2 separate regions of the Homo sapiens genome follow, and region 1 is linked to region 2. A link is a loop called in an ENCODE intact Hi-C map of the cell type or tissue named here. Cell type or tissue: GM12878. All regions are shown on one strand.

What was found. Peaks named below come from ENCODE experiments on the same cell type or tissue, not always from the same donor. Only the 100,000 strongest peaks of a DNase experiment are listed, where the experiment ranks them.
Region 1: a loop joins it to region 2, with 10 times the contacts of the local background. A loop is called at or near these places in 49 of 110 quality-filtered maps.

Annotation. Positions count from the first base shown.
Region 1 is chr16:17,461,309-17,463,808 of GRCh38, reverse strand. All of the region lies in intron 1 of XYLT1 (xylosyltransferase 1), which reads left to right. LOC107987234 (a long non-coding RNA gene) reads left to right here. Exons shown (of 2, transcript XR_001752091.2): 2 at 1-2,500. Among named protein-coding and RNA genes, the nearest start is that of XYLT1, 8.4 kb to the left of the region's middle. RefSeq lists an enhancer at 1,635-1,684. In GM12878, a CTCF peak has its summit at 1,530 (motif pointing left); no DNase peak of the experiment used is centred here; H3K4me3 peaks cover 1,248 bases; H3K27ac peaks cover 916 bases.
Region 2 is chr16:16,860,376-16,862,875 of GRCh38, reverse strand. No RefSeq gene overlaps it. Among named protein-coding and RNA genes, the nearest start is that of NPIPA7, 480 kb to the right of the region's middle. In GM12878, a CTCF peak has its summit at 1,220 (motif pointing left); a DNase peak (open chromatin) is centred at 1,105.

The DNA.
Region 1 (2,500 bases), 600 kb before region 2:
AAGAATGTTGCAGTAAGCATGGGAGTGCAGATAGCTCTTGGATTTATTGATTTCCTTTCCTTTGGATAATTAATCCTTTCCTGTGTAGACACAGTAGTGGGATTGCCAGATCATATGGTAGTTCTGTTTTTAGCTTGTGAAGAACCTTCATACTCTTCTCCATAGTGGCTGTACTAATTTACATTCCCACCAACAGTGTATGAGTGTTCCATTTTCTCACATCCTCACCAGCGTCTGTTATTTTTTGTCTTCTTGATAAAAGCCCTTTCAGGTGGGGTGAGATGATATCTCACTGTGCTTTTGACTCACAGTTCCCTGGTGATTAGTGATGCTGTGCATTTTTTTATATATCCATTGGCCATTCGTATGTCTTCTTTTGAGAAATATCTGTTCAGCTCTTTTGCCTGTTTAAAAAATTGGACTACTTGTTTTTTTGCTGTTGAGTTGTTTGAGTTCTTTATATATTTTGGTTATTAATCCCTTGTCAGATGGGTAGTTTGCAAATATTTTCTTCCATTTTGTAGATTATTTAATTTGTTGATTGTTTGCCGTGCAGAAGCTTTGTAGCTTGATGTGATCCCGTTTGTCTATTTTTGCTTTTGTTGCCTGTGCTTTTGTGGTCTTACCCAAAAAAAATTCTTGCTCAGCGTCCTGAAGTGTCTCCCCAATGTTTTTTTCTCTAGTCGTCTCATAGTCTCGGGTCTTAGATTTAAGTCTTTAATCTATTTTGATTTGGTTTTTGTGTATGGTGAGTGATGGGGCCTAGTTTCATTCTTAAGTTTATCCATAGGTAATGGCTATCCCGTTTTTCCAGCACTACTTATCGAAGACTTTCCTTTCCCCAGCCTTTGTCAAAAATGAGTTGATATTAAAGTGTGGGTTTATTTCTGCGTTCTCTATTCTGTTTGCCAGGCACTGTTCTAAACCCTCTTTGTGCATGAACTCATTTAATCCTTCAAGCTGTGTACTATTATATTTTCAACAGTCAAGAATGGAAGTTGAAATTGGCTAGAGAGAGGAGTCTTGAATTCAGCTCTCTCTAACCAAGGGAGAAGCGGAGGAGGGGGCAAGAGGATATTGTTCAGGGTTCTTTGGCCGGGGACAATGGCCTTTCTTTCAACCACAACAGACTTCCTGCTGCTCCATTCCTTCAGACCGCTCTGTGGTTGGCCCACTGAGGAGCCCGCCACTTGTACCTGAGAGCCTGGGTCTGCAGCACACTGGAGAGTTACCTCAATAAACATGCAGTGCGGATCATCTTGCGGACACTTCCTTCCGCCTGCAACAGAAACTACCCGTTTGCCCGCAGATGCTCATCAGATGGTGCCCATGTGCTCTCTGGGTTCGGTTGCCCCCTTCCCGATTGGAAGCCAGAGGCATCACAAAGAAGATGGGTGTGGGGTGGGGTGTCACCTTAGCCCTGAACCTGGACACTGGCATTATTAGTGTCAGGAACTGCAAACCCAGACACCCTGCCAGATGAGGAAGGGGTGGGACCCATTCTCAAGCTTTGTGTGTGTGGACGAGGGTGTCTCATCTTTCAGGGCCACCTAGGGGCAATGAATGGATTTGTCCTGTCCCAGGCCTAGTTTGTCCCAGCCAGGTGACTACTGCTTATCTGGACATCTAATCCAGGCTAATGTGTCAGTGGATGCTAATGAGGTAATGTGGTAAGAGGCATTTGTTTCTCCTCCCAGGGCACGCTTTGCCATAATTTTTGGCCACAAGATGTGTGGTTTCAGTTTAAGATGAGTTTGTGGGGCAGAGAGGTTGATGCAAATGTTCCCTACCCAGGAGGCACAAACATTGCAACTATGGTGATGATGAGGTGCATTTATCGAATGCACCAAACACTGTGGAAGGACTAAAAAGACATGCTTTTATTGAATTCTTATAACATCTGGCAAGTTAAGAGCTATTATTTTCATTTCTGTTTTACTGATTGAAATAATGAAAACTAAGGCAATAAGTTGGATGAAAATTAAGCAGATGTGAAGTGTCCAAACTAGAAATTGAAGTTGGGTGGTGTCTCCAAAGGCTGTGTTCTCAGTCTACCCAGTTCAGAGTCAGTAAGTCCGTTGACTCTAGCCCCTCATTCTCCCCCTGCCTCCATCTATTTATGCATGCATTTGTCCACCCATCCATCCATCCATCCATCCATCAGTCCATTCATCTATTTGTCTAAGCATCCATCCATCCATCTATCCGTCCATTCATCCATCCTCTGTCCATTCATCCATCCATCTGTCCATCCATTTACCCATCGATCCATTCATCCACCTATCTACCCATCCTCCACTCCTGCAGTTAGAAGGTACCAGTCCCTGTGTCCAGCACTGGAACCACCTTGGTGAACAGGACCAATGTGCCTCCTGCCCTCCAGGAGGACCAGTCTAGCAGGCAAGAGTTAGAGCCCGTGCTGATAAGTGGCCGATCTCTAGGGAGATCACTCTCACATCCTAGCCTGGTTCATTGCCTATACCCTTTCCCATGGTGACCT
Region 2 (2,500 bases):
TGGATATTTTTCATCCCATGTCAATTAGCATGATGAAGGGAATCTAATAATGATGTATGGGCTGTGCTGGTGCGGCCGGCGCCAATGGCCCTGCAAGGAGGGTGGATTGTTAAGTGCAGCTCAGCCTCAGGCCTGACCTGCCCTGGATGCCCCAGGACCTGAGTTCCCCAGGTTTCTTGACGGTGCCCAATGATTCACTTCTAGATGCAATTTGACATCCTCCCATCCCAAAAACAAACAAAAAACAACAACAAAAGACAAGAAGAACTTTTGTATCCAAGGAGGTCAGAGCTAATAGAGGTTGAGAGATCATTCTATCCAACCTCCTATACATAAACCAACTTGACCCCAGAAAGGTCAATAGGCTTGTCCAAAGTCAGCCAGTGAATTAAGACCTAATCCAAATGTAAAATTTGGATTTTCTGACTCCCAGCTCAATAATTTTTTATACTTTGTTTTCTGCTTTCAAAACACCTACTTTTTTTTTTCTTTCTAGCCTCTATTTTCCTAGCCACCATCTCTTTTTTCTTTTTTTTTTTTTTTTTTTTTTTGGTTGAGATGTAATCTCACTCTGTTGCCCAGGCTGGAGTGCAGTGGTGTGATCTCAGCTCACTGCAGCCTCCACCTCCTGGGTTCAAGCAATTCTCCTGCCTCAGCCTCCCGAGTAGCTGGGATTACAGGTATGCCCCACCACGCCTGTCTAATTTTTGTATTTTTAGTAGAGACAGAGTTTCACCATGTTGGCCAGGCTGGTCTCGAACTCCTGGCCTCAAGTGATCCACCCAACTGGGCCTCCCCAAAGTGCTGGGATTACAGGTGTGAGCTACCATGCCAGGTCCCCAAGCTACCTTATTCTTAATTGAGACTTAACAGGTATTGAGGGCTTTACAGAAAGAGAACTCTGGGTTACAGGACTCAGTCTCTTCCTGCAGGGATCTCACGATCTAATTTGGGGACGGGGGAGGAGGAGAAAACAGGTGCAAACATAACCAACACACATGTCAGAACTTGTTCAGTCCAAGAGCCACTACAGGTTCACTCCATGTCACAGTGTGGGCATGACTTTTGCCCTCTGCAGGTGTCACTGAAAACAAAATCAATTCATCTTCAGCCCTAGGCCAGAGGGATGGTACGAACCAGGGCCCAGGATTGGAACATTGAGCATTAATTTCTGCAGCCTGCCCTGGGGACAGGAAATTCTGATAAATTCAGAAGCAGCGACATCTGGTGGTCCTGTGGGAGAGCAAGCGCGCCTCCCCAGACGAAATTTTCCCAGAGCCTCCTCAGATAGTTTCTGGCTAAAAAGTGAGCTGGCTCCATAGAATGACCCTATTCATGTAACATGGAAATACTAGATAGAGTTGCAGAGAAATGTATAATGATATTTCAAGGAAAAGGTTCAGCAACATGTTAAAAGAGGTATCTCTGAGTGATTTATTTCAACTGATAAAGTATTTTGTACTTTGTACCGCTTTGTATCATTTCATTTTTTAAAGCAATGAACATACATCTTTTTAACCAATAAAAACAATAAAAAATTATAGTCATTTTGGAAGGGAAGAAATTAATGGACAGACCCTAAGGGCGTCTCAATCCAGAATAAATTATTAAGCTACTCTTTTGTGCTGGCTAACTTTTGCACAGGAATAAAAGCAGGTCAAAATGAAACTTACAGGGTAGCCTTGAAGAGGATAAACAAGACAGAGATATCACACGAGGACAAGAATAATAGCCAGATCAGTAAATATAAAAACACCTTATTGATGGATACCCCATTTACCTTGATGTGTTTATTCCACATTACATGCCTGTATCAAAATATCTCACTTACCCCATATATATATACACCTACTATGTACTCACAAAAATTAAAAAATAAAAATAAACGCCTTATGAAATGCCAAGTAATTTACAAAGTACTTTAATGATCCTGTAACTTGTAAGACGCTTATACCCATGGCGTGGAGAGATGCCCACAAATCATGTTCTCGTCTCTGTTTGAGCCAGGCTTAAGCTATATCAACTACTGCAATAGTAATAAAACTAAAATTGATTGAATAGTTTCAATGTCAGGCACCGTGCCAAGAGCACTCTGTGCGTTATCCCATTTCATCTTCACAACAACCCCATGGAGTCAGTAATATTATGATCCATTAATAGATGGTGTTACTGAAACTCAGACAGCTGACATCTCACCCATTAACTCATAAGACCCATGAGACTAAACACAATATCATATTTGGCTGTACATCCCCAGTACCCATATGGTGATTCCTGGGTGGATGAATGGATGTATACACGGTGTGTTGGGAAAGGCACAAAACCATGAGGGTAAAAAAATGAAATTTCTGTTGAAATGAGCCTTTACTGAGCACCTACAATGTACCACACAGGCTGGTAGGTGCAGAGTTAAAAGATGTGTAAGAACAAGTCCCATGGTGTTGCATTCATTGAGAAAGAGACCCTAGACAAGGGTCACTTTTATGCCGGGGATCTGAAT